Linked DNA regions of Homo sapiens: region 2 is linked to region 1. A link is an interaction called in ENCODE POLR2A ChIA-PET data of the cell type or tissue named here. Cell type or tissue: Caco-2. All regions are shown on one strand. Links, peaks and the distances in the headings refer to the core of each region. The heading gives the core; the rest is flanking DNA.

Region 1 (6,023 bases), core at 425-5,424:
GTAGCACGTGTCAGAATTTCCTTGTTTTCTAAGGCCAAATACTATTTCATTACATGGATACATTGCATTTTGTTTATCCACTCATCTGTTAATGGACACTTGGCTTGCTTGCACCTATTGGCTACTGTGATACGTGCTGCTATAAACATGGGTGTGCAAATATATCTTTGAGTCCCTGCTTTCAATTTTTTTGGGTAGACACCCAGCAGTGGAATTGCTGGATCATACGGTCAGTCTATGGATGGTTAATACTGAGTGTCAACTTAATTGGATTAAACGGTGCAAAGTGTTGATCCTGGGTGTGTCTGTGAGGGTTTTGCCAAAGGAGATTAATGTTTGAGTCAGTGGACTGGGAGAGGTAGACCCAACCTCAGTCTAGGTGGGCACCATCTAATCAGCTGCCAGTGCGGCCAGAATAAAAGCAGCCAGAAGAACATGGAGAGATTAGACTAGCTCAGCCTCCGAGCCTACATCTTTCTCCCATGCTGGATGCTTCCTGCCCTTGAACATCGGACTCCAAGTTCTTCAGCTTTGGGATTCGGACTGGCTTCCTTGCTCCTCAGCTTGTGGAAGGTCTATTGTGACCCTGTGATCGTGTGAGTTAATACTCCTTAATAAACTCCCCTCTATATATACATCTATCCTATTAGTTCTGTCCCTCTAGAGAACCCTGACTAATACAGTCTATGTCTAGCTTTTTGAGGAACTGCCCTACTGTTTTAGCAGCTGCACCATTTTACATTCTCACCAGAGTGCACAAGGGTTCCAATTTCTCCACATTTTTGCCAACATTTATATTTTCTTTTGAGACAGATTCTCACTTTGTCACCCAGGCTGGAGTGAAGTGCTGCAATCATAGCTCACGCAGCAGCCTCAACCTCTCAGGCTCAGGCAATCCTCCTGCCTCAGCCTCCTGAGTGGCTGGGACTACAGGCACCTGCTACCATACCCAACTAATTTTTTGTGTTATTTGTAGAGATGGGATCTCCCTGGGTTGCCCAGACTGGTCTTGAACTCCTGGCCTCAAACAATCCTCCAGACTCGGCCTCCCAAAGTGCTGGGATCGCAGACATAAGCTGCAGCACCCAGCCAACACTTGTGTTTTCTGTTTTGTTTTGTTTTTAATAGTAGCCATCCTAATTGATGTAAAGTGGTATATCTTTGTGGTTTTGATTTACATTTGCCAGATGATTATTGATGTTGAGCAGGTGTTCATGTGCCATGACTTTCTTTTTTTCCAGTGGATAGTGGCCTCCTTTATTGGATTCAGTATGAGAACAAGGAGACCTGGGTTCAGCTCTATTACTTACCAGGTAGCACATCACTGGGCAGATAACTGCCCCTTCTTTAATCCTGACACCTTTTTTGTTTGTTTGTTTGTTTGAGATGGAGACTCACTGTTGCCCCAGGCTGGAGTACAGTTGTGCGATCTCAATTCATTGCAACCTTCTTCACCTCCAGGGTTCAAGCAATTCTGCTTCAGCCTCCCGAGTAGCTGGGATTACAGGTGCCTGCCACCACCGCCGACTAATTTTTTGTATTTTTAGTAGAGATGGGGTTTCACCATGCTAACCAGGCTGGTCTTGAACTCCTGACCTCCAGTGATCTGCCCACCTCGGCCTCCCAAACTGCTGGGATTATGGGCATGAGCCACTGTGTCCTGCCTAATCCTGACATATTTTTAAGGGGACAAATCTAGTTTTACTTTTCTGTCTATTTTATATTTGCTTTTATTATTTTAATTACACAGGAAATTCAACTTTGCTGCAGGAGAAATAGAAAATACAAATAAGCAGTTAGGGGAAAAAAAGGACTCTCATAATCCAACACCCAGAGATAAAACATTATTAACATTTATAAGAATATTAAATATGCTATCTTCTAACCAACCTTTTTACTGAAAATATTACAGCTGTCTTCCTAAGTCAATCATACAGGTAAACAAATTGTTTTTCTGTCAGTATAATATTCTTTACAAACATGCTATAAGGCTTCAACTCAGCCAGGCATGGTGGCTCGCACCTGTAATCCCAGAACTTTGGGCGGCTGAGGTGGGGGGGATCACCTGAGGTCAAGAGTTTGAGACCAGCCCGGCCAACGTGGGGAAACCCTGTCTACTAAAAATAAAAAATTAGCTGGGCATGGTGGCATGTGTCTGTAATCCCAGCTACCCAGGAGGCTGAAACAGGAGAATCACTGGAACCTGGGAGGCGGAGGTTGCAGTGAGCCAAGATCCTGCCACTGCACTCCAGCTTGGGCGACAGAGTGAGACTCCATCTCAAATAAATAAATAAATAAATAGTTTCAACTCATCCCCATCTCCTGGACATTTCTTTTTGTTTTGTTTTGAGACAGATCAGATTCTAGCTCTGTTGCCTAGGCTGGAGTGAAGTGGCACGATATTGACTCACTGCAACCTCTGCCTCCTGGGTTCAAGTGATTCTCCTGTTTCAGCCTCCCGAGTAGCTGGGACTACAGGTGTGTGCCACCTCGCCCAGCTAATTTTTGTATTTTTAGTAGAGACATGGTTTCACCATGTTGGCCAGGCTGGTCTCAAGCTTCTGAGCTCAAGTGATCCACCCGCCACGGCCTCCCAAAGTGCTGGGATTACAGACATGAGCCACTGTGCCCAGTCTATTTAGGTTATTTCCATTCTGCACATTTTAAGTCACTTATGAATAGGGTGACTCCTTTACGCAGTGGTTTCTTTATGCTGTGTCTGAGTGATTCCTGAAGCTTGAACTGAGTGGCAGGGACACAGTGTGGATATTTACATTGAGCAAATGAAGACTTTGGACTCTGGCCCCGCACAGAGCTCCTCACTGTCAGCCTGGAAGTTTGTTTTTTTTTTTTTTCCCACACTCTGAGCTCATTCCCATTGTGAAAATGAGAAGTCATCAAGAGGTCACAAGATGACATGAGATGATAATACCTGTAGGGGAATGTTGACTTCTAAAGAAAAGAGAAGGGATCATTATTTACCGATAACCTACCATTTCATGGCATTTCCCAGCACAGTGTATGTAGCACAACTCCAGTTCAATGCCCCCTGATATTTAATATAATAAAGAGTCTCATGGCCCCCAGAGGTTACATCACACAGGAAGAAGACAAACATGAGCATAAACAGGAAGATTTTATACTTCTCACTGAATCTCTCTCACCGTTTCCCTCTTGTCTGCCAGGTACCAGGTGCCAGAAAATCTCCCACCTCCCTTGTCCCAGTAAAAGGATAAAGCATTCAGTGGCCCCTGGTAGCTCTTTTTCAGGTTCTCACAGATCTCAAACACCCTATCCCTTCCCTTCCACCAGAGGACTTGACGCCCCACCCAAAGCACACTCCGACCCACTTCCCACACGGCAGCCAGAATGGGAAATCAGCCTCAACCCACATAGGAATCATGATGAGTGCGGCTGACACTCACCACGTGCTTCATGTACACCAGGCACTGGATGTGCATGTACACAGGCCCTGCACATAACATCCTGTTTGAAGGGCACAAAAATCCCAAGAGGATGGTATTGCTACTCCCGCTTTACAAAAAGAAAAAGGAACAGAGGCTCAGAGAGTCCCAACACACCATGGCTCATCAGCAGGGAGCGAGTTTTTAACCCCAAGTCTGTGAGATCCTGGTGCTCCCAACTAGTATATTTTAGTGCCTCTTTGAACCATGACATTGGCCATGAAGAAAGTGGTAGCATCTCATCACATGTTCTAGAGAGGCCACTGGAACATCTTCTAGACTTTCTAAAGAGAGAGTTAACCTCTTCTTCTAATCAATATATAAGAACCATGTGTCACATTAATAAAGCTAATCATGTAATTGCAGATATATGTATACATACATACACATATATACATATGTATACATGCACTCATATATATACCTATGCACAGTAGATGCATACATATATGCATACATTTGTATGTATGAATTTACATACACAATTGCATATAGACAAACACTATATACATGCATATATATAAAGTATAAGGTCAGAAACTAAATACAGTATATATGTATGTATATATATGTAAATGTGTATATATATATGAACTCATGTATATACATTCACATATATATGTACATATGAGTCAGATCAGAAATTACATTTATTTTTCTTGTTCATGTGTTTCTTCTTCAGTGATATATCCCCACCATTCTGTGAGAATGGTTGGAAATTCTGATCACTTCACACCCAAATTCTCTGGTTTGTTGCAAATTTTTTTTCTCAAAATAATACTACTCAAATTTTAAAAATATATTTATTTTTAAAAGAGTTGGGCATATCTGATATAGCTTAGGCTAAGCTAAGTGTTCATGGTTTCTATCCAGTGAAATATGAGTGAACAAGAGTTTGGGGAGATTTAAGGATGGATTCATATGCAGCCATTAGAATATTTCCGGAATACCTACCTACTAGAAGCGGAACTTATAACATATTATGATCATGCTTGTGGAAATTTATGCTGGCTAGCATTTGGGGGACATCGCCTGGATCAAGGCCAAGGTCACTCTTGTCTCTAGCACACATGCAGATATGCTTCTCATCACAGTAGATACCTTAATTCAGAATGATCCTACAGAAGCAGACATCCCTACCAGATTGCTATTGCTGTGAATGCAACTCCGAAGGGGACTGGACCACAGGCAGCTGGACTTTACATAAGTTACAACAGGAATTTCTGTCCAATGGATAAGCTTGGCCTTTATGACATACACATCAGAGGAAAGAGTTAGCCAACAGGTAGGAGCTACTGTGAGGCTGATTTCAAATATGTTGCCTTTTTCCTATCTTCAGCCTTTAAGATAGTGCAAATCTTTCTATTTTCTCCCTACCTCCAGCTTTAAGTCCCTTCCAGTGATTGCCAAAATCTGAAGCCCAAAAGTGGGGATAGGAAGAAAGCTTGACCCAAAAGTGTCCTTGGATGTTGTGAATACAATGCGTTCATAATTTTTCTTGTCACACTGTATCACACACTAGTTCTAGCTTTTATGTCTCATGATCCTCCACCAGAATGTATAAAATTTAAAAAAGACTGTCAGTACTAACAACTGGTAAGGCTGTAGAGCAATAGGACACAATGCTTTTGGGAATGTGAATTGGCAGTATCACTTTGGAAAACTGCTTGGCAGTATCTGATAATACTGAACACATGTATGTTCCCATGACCCAGAAATTTCACTCTTAAAGGCATACTCCCCCTAGAATGAGTGCTTATGTGCACCAAAAGACATGCATAAGAATATTTTAAGCAGATTTATTTGCTACAACTCGAAGCTGGGAAACAAAACAAAACAAATGTCCATTGAGAACAGAAAGGATAAATGCGGTATGCTCATGAAATGGAATACTATACAGTCATGAAAAAGAACAAACTGGAGCCACGTGCAATAAGTTAGATTAATTCACAGACATGACTGAAAGAAACCAGACATAAAAGAGAACATAATGTGTGGTCCTATTTGTATGAAGTTCAAAAATAGGCAAAATTATCTATGGCAATAGAAGTCAGAAGAGAAGTCAGAATAGAAGTCAGAATTATTTCCCTTCTTAGGGAGAGAATTTACTGGCAGGACGGGGCGTGATGGCTCACGCCTGTAATCCCAACACTTTAGGAGGTTGAGGTGGGAGGATTTCTTGAGCCCAGGAATTCCAGACCAGCCCTGGCAATATAGGAAGACCTCATCTCTTTTTAAAAAAAATTTTTTTTAAATTTTGGTGCATGCCTGTCATCCCAGTTACTTGGGAAGCTGAGGTGGAGGATTGCTTTAGTCTAAGAGGTCGGGGCTGCAGTGAGCTATGATCACACCACTGCACTCTAGCCTGGGTGACAGAGCACAAGACCCTGTCTCAAAAAATAAAAATAAAGAAATATGTATGTGTTTACTATGTGACAGGAACTGTTTGTAAATAAAGGACTTTCTAAGAGACAATCAGAAGGGGGACACTTTCCAGCCTGGCTCAGCATCTCCAAAATGCAAATGAAGATATTACTCTCCCTCGTGAATTTCAGAGAT
Region 2 (6,023 bases), core at 679-5,678, 850 kb after region 1:
CTGCATTCCAGCCTGAACAACATAGTGAGATCTTATTTCTAAAAATAGATAGATAAATAAGAAAGTTAAAGTTATTGGTCCAATACTGTCAGTGAAAGGCCTTTGCTCTGTGACTTGCCATCTCTGGGCCTTAACCATAAAAGAAGACACTTAATCTAACAATTTATTTGGCCCTTTCAAGTTTCTAGTCAAGCAGTTTCTATCTTTTGACTTAATACACACTTCCCCTAAATGTGTATTAAGTCACTAAATATATATAGTATCCTTAAAGTAAGTGTATCTTTATTCCAGGGCTGCAGGTAGGCCACACTCCCTGTTCCAGATCTCTGGGCTTTGTTGTTGTTTGTTTTGGAGACGGGGGTCTTCTCTTTTTTAAAACTAGACCAATCTAGTGAAATGCCATGACATTTTATTTTGAAAGACTCATGCTAGGTTATATACTAAGCATGCAAACATTCTTGAAATCTACTGTAACCTCACTTTGATAGCAAATACTAGTCTACCGGTGAGTTGAAAGACTTAAATTTTTTTAAACCATTTTTTTAATCATTTGCAGATATTTAAATAATTTTTAATAGCATCACTTACTTTGACTATCATTGTCAAAGATGACAACTTCACCTCTCTGCTTAGTAAGTAGTTCAGCTAATAAAGTACAATAAAACAAAGTGTCTATTGTAGAATCCAGATCCTAAGCATATAGGTATTGACTAAAATTCTTCCAGCTTTCCTGTTTATATGAACAATTTTATAATAAATGCTAGGAACAAAAGTATAGAATGTCCGCCAGCACCTAGGAGAATATTTAGTCTGTAAATCAAACTTCTTGTCATCAAAGATCAGGATCTGGCTAATAATTAAATCACATGCAGAATCTGGATGCTTAGTGGCTCTCTTTGAGAAAAAAGAAATGCAGCCTGCTTGGCGGCCCAGCCCAAAGCTAGCCTGGAGGAGCCGCAGGAGGGGCCTGCGATGGAGAAATCTAGAATCTGATTGCACACAGGCCACTGACTCACACTGTGATCTTCGGTAAGTAGGTTTACCACTCGGTGTCCTGTTTTTCCATCTGTGAGATGGGAATGATAACATGGGGCTGCTGGGTCAAGCCAGCAGATAACTTCCAGAAAGCCCTTTGAGCTTCTTGGAAACAGCACTCGAGATATGATGAGGCGCCAGCATGCTGCAGAGATGTGTGCCCAGTGGCAATTGGAATGATCCAGGTTCAGTCTGGGCAGAAGTGGTCATCGGGCTGTAAACAGAGCTTTTCAACTGCTCCACCTGGTGTCATGCATCTCATCTCCCCTTCCCCCTGCCACCCCCCTGCTTTTCTGCCCCTCCCTCCATCGCTCCCAACACAGCTCCAGCCTGAAACGCTTTCTCCCTCCTAAAACCTCCTGCTGTCACAGCCCAGTCATGTCTTACAGCAGTAATGTCGATAAGAAGCAGTCATTACTATTATAGAAGCTTCCATATTATTTTACAGGCCCTGTACTAAGTGAGTGCTTTAAAAGCATCATCTCTTTTAATTCTTACAAAAAATCACCGAGGTAAATATTCTTATTATTTCTTTTTTACAGATATTTATAAAACTGATAGCTACCAACTCCAAAACACTTTTCCTAACTTATTCCATTAAGAGACAACTCGTGCTAGGTGCTTTACATACATGGTATCATGCAGCCCTCACCACAGCCAAGCAAGATGAGACTTCCTTGTCTTTGCTTCACAGATAAGCCCCTCTGAGTCTTCATCAATGTACTCTTCCTCATACTTCAGTATATTTTCTGTGACTTTATCAAGAAGCTGTTTTGCCACTTTCCCTCGTATTTCAAGAGTGCACAAACACCTGCAGGGTATGTTTTATTTGCTGTAAAAACAAAACTCTGAAGTCTCAGTGGTTTATCACAATAAAACTAAATACAATGCGAGTTGGTAGAGGGCTCTGTTCCATGCAGTCATTCAGGGGCCCAGAATCCTTCCACTTAGTAGCTCTGCCTTTTCTATGTCTTTAAAGTCTTCTTCTTTTGGCAAGTAGATGAGAAGAGAGAGCATGAAGGATGATGTGGGAGGTTTTTAGGGGCCAGGCCTGGAAGTTGGGAATATCACTAATGCCCACCATCCATTAGCCATAACTTAGTCACAGGGTCTTACTCAACTCCCAGAGACACTGGGGAACATAATGTAGCTTGTGCCCAGGAGGCGAAAGAAGAGAATTTTTGTGAACATATAGCAGGCTCTGCCACAAAGTCTCAAGAATACACAGACGGGGAAAAGAGATGTCCTTCTTCTGTAAAAGTTCCAAAATTAAGTATTTTCAGAGCTGTGCACCTCACCCCTAGCCATGAGTAATCTCTCTACAACACACCAGCTGGGATTCCCAGCCCCTTAAACAAAAATAGAAATAAAAGGGACAGGTCCGGTGGCTCATGCCCATAATCCCAGCACTTAGGAAAGCCAAGGCAGGCAGGCAGGCAGATCGCATGAGGTCAGGAGTTGGAGAACAGCCTGGCCAACATGGTGAAACCCCATCTCTACTAAAAATACAAAAATTAGCTGGATGTGGTGGCGCACACCACCCAAGTAATCCTAGCTACTTGGGAGGCTGAGGCAGAAGAATCGCTTGAACCTAGGAGGCAGAGATGGCAGTGAGCTGAGATCATGCCATAGCACTCCAGCCTGGGCAATAGAGTGAGACTCCATCTGAAAGAGAGAAAGAAGGAAAGAAAGAAAAAGAAAGAAAGAGAGAGAAGGAAGGAAGGACGGAAGGGAGGGAAGGGAAGGAAGGGAAAAGAAAGAAAGGAAGGGAAGGAAGAAGGAAGGAAGGAAGAAGAAAGAAAGAAGAAAGAAAAGAAAAGAAAAGAAAAGAAAAGAAAAGAAAAGAAAAGAAAAGAAAAGAAAAGAAAAGAAAAGAAAAGAAATCTGCCCTGGAAGTCTTGACTCCTTGCTAATAGAACTTCCGTAGAGGAACAATAGGAAGTCTGACCACTTTCAGGTTTAAACCTGTCAATGACTCCCCAGGAATAAATCTCCTCCTCTTGTCAAGTTACACCTGCCCCTTGGGATGTGGCTCTGCTCACCTCCCCAAGCTCCTCTTCTATCACTACCGCAGTGCCGCTTGCTCTGTGAACACACTAGGCTCTTTCTCATCTCCAGGTATTTGTACACGCAGCTCCCTCTAGCTGAAATACCCAGCACTGGCCCCTACTAACAGCTATAGAGCAAGCTCCTCTTCACCCTTTAACACTGTAAAAAAGCCACTGTTTCTTGAACGCCTTCAGTGCCTTCGTAGGCTCCTACAGGCCTTATTACATTGTTATAGCTATTGGTTTGCATTTTCTCTCATGCAGTGACCTACCCCACCAAGCCCAACCTTCAGACATAACCCCTTGGAGAGCACAGTGTTTAAGGGAGGGCGGCTGGGGAGATGGAAAGAGTAGTCTCCGTGGTCCTTTAGAACTGGCTGGCCTCTCCTCACTTACTAGTTTGTAGCAGTTGCTATGCTTGGCCTACCCAACCACCCCTTTCCACAGCTTCCATTCTAGAAGAGCCCAGTTTTTCTTTCATTGCTCCTGTGTTGCTGAAAAAATCCCGATTGGTTAAAGCCAATCATGTAACTCCTCCTCCCATTTTCTTGCTAATGATTGGATGAAGAGAGAACATGTGACCCCCATGAGCAGGCATCTGCGAGGAGCTACTTGGAAAGGTTTCTTTGCTCTGTAAATAAACACAGAAGGAATGGACATTTTTCTGGCTTGAGCCATGGGCGTATGAGAGAAAGTGACACCTGAAATGGCACAACCAACAGAGGCAGAGGCAACCTAGAGGGGCTGGTGAAGGAAAAGACAGAAGGAGCTTCTGACTTCAATGATATTGTTGAGCTGCTGAATTACTCAACCCTGGAACCATCTTAACTGCATTTCTTTGTCTACGAGATTGTAAAATCCCTGATGTCTAATTCTTCTGAATCTTTGCTTCTTGTAATTTGAAGCTAGTAATGTTCTAATAGGTGACAATATAAATTCTCATCCCAAGGTAATTTATCATCCTTCACCCGTTCCCTTCCTCCCACCCTTCCAAGTCTCCAATATTATTCCACACTCTATGTCCATGTGTACACATTATTTAGCTCCCATTTATAAGTGAGAACATATGATATTTGACTTTCTGAGTTGTTTCACTTAAGATAATGGCCTCCAGTTCCATTCATGTTGTTGCAAAAGACATGATTCCATTCTTTTTCATGGCCGAATAATATTCCACTGCATATAAATACCAGTTTCTTTATCCAATCATCCAAAGATGCTATTACCAATTATATCAAGGCAACAGAAGTAAACTGTGGGACTGAACGAAGTAAAGTGGGAGGTATGCTCATCTTAATCCTAAATTAGATATATGCAAGTCAGTATATATGTTGGATATAAACTTCCATTTCATCATCTACAAAATGAGGATGAAATTATTCCATTTGTATTGTTAGTATGAGAATTAAATAAGAAGAAGCTGGGCACAGTGGCTCAAACCTGTAATCCCAGCACTTTGGGAGGCCGAGGCAGGCAGATCACTTGAGGCCAGGAGTTCGAGACCAGCCTGGCCAACATGGCAAAACCCCGTCTCTACTAAAAATGCAAAAATTAGCTGGGCTTAGTGGCACACACCTGTAGTCCCAGCTACTTGGGAGGCTGAGGCAGGAGAATTGCATGAACCCGGGAGGTAGAGGTTGCGGTGAGCCAAGTTCACGCCACTGCACTCCAGCCTGGGTGACAGAGCAAGACTCCATCTCCAAAAAAAAAAAAAAGAAAATTAAGAAGGGATGTGAAGTACCTCAAACACCTCCAACAGTGCTTAACACATAGCAGGCATCTGTCCTTCTGCCTACACACAAAGAGAATTCTGGTCTAGCCCTTCAGCTTATTTCCCTTTCTCTCTTAGAGGCTTCAACTGTTGCTCTACTGAATGTTCAGATTTTATTATACAGAATCACAAGAAGAGAGAATAGAAATAAGAGAAATGGTCCATGGCCCATAGGTTTTATGTCTGTTTCACAGTGTACAGGAAGTACAAATAAAGAATGTGAGTTATAGGAAATTAATTTTTGATTGTTTGTTTCATTAACAGTGATAGAGACTAGAGATTGAACCACAGGGCTCATGGACTTCTTAGGGCTATAAATGAGTGAATGAATAAATGGATGAATGAATATTTTATTAGGATCAACAACCAATCAAGTGTCTATCTGCCAAATTATAAGGATGAATCTGAGAAAAACTATGTGCTTAGAGAAATGTGCTTTATGCATCCCGTATTCCATTCTTTACCTATTTTTTAGTGGCTATACCTTTATACTGAGCATTCCTATGTGCTCTTGTTCTTCACATCCCAATTACAGAGTAACCCCAGAAATAAAATCAATTACAGCTATTAGATAAAACTGATGTCATAAACAAAGTTATCTTGTACTGCCACTGCCTTCGATTCAATTCAAGTCAACCAATATTTATTGAGCACCTTGGAGGTCTCATACTGTTACCTCTTCTGAGGTATCTGAATTTTGAGGGGAAAGGAAAGGACAATTTTTAATCTAAAACAATTTATTTCAAATGCACTGAGAAGCCCCCATAGGAAAATATTTATGGATTGGAATCTCTTTTGAGCCTTCATCATCCCACTAAACATTCTGCTTATCCCTGACCTACAGATTTGACAAATCTTAAATAACATAGGTGAATCATTATGTGTTAAAAATGAAGACTGCTCAAAGAACAGTCAGGTTGTTGATCAGCCAGATTGAAATTATTTTTATAACATTTTTAATGTTTTTCTTATGACTAAAGCAGCAACACTTAAGAATTCAGGACATTAACAAATGTGCAAAGAAGAAAATAAAAGTCACCAATCAGAAAACCATGGGCACTATATGCTTTCTTCCATCTTGACGCTCTTGCTTGGTTGTAGATATCTATATATTTGGGGTTGTGGCAAAAAATGTTATCACGCTCTTTAGATTACTCTGTAACTTTTTT

What was found. ChIA-PET counts read pairs that join two places held together with the same protein. Peaks named below come from ENCODE experiments on the same cell type or tissue, not always from the same donor. Only the 100,000 strongest peaks of a DNase experiment are listed, where the experiment ranks them.
Region 2: POLR2A ChIA-PET joins it to region 1 with 5 read pairs; 1 of 35 experiments calls an interaction of 5 or more read pairs at or near these places.

Annotation. Positions count from the first base shown.
Region 1 is chr12:114,608,881-114,614,903 of GRCh38, forward strand. No RefSeq gene overlaps it. Among named protein-coding and RNA genes, the nearest start is that of TBX3-AS1, 70 kb to the right of the region's middle. In Caco-2, for the core only: no CTCF peak of the experiment used is centred there; a DNase peak (open chromatin) is centred at 2,781.
Region 2 is chr12:115,454,348-115,460,370 of GRCh38, forward strand. All of the region lies in intron 2 of LOC105370003 (a long non-coding RNA gene), which reads right to left. Among named protein-coding and RNA genes, the nearest start is that of LINC02463, 430 kb to the right of the region's middle. In Caco-2, for the core only: no CTCF peak of the experiment used is centred there; a DNase peak (open chromatin) is centred at 3,164.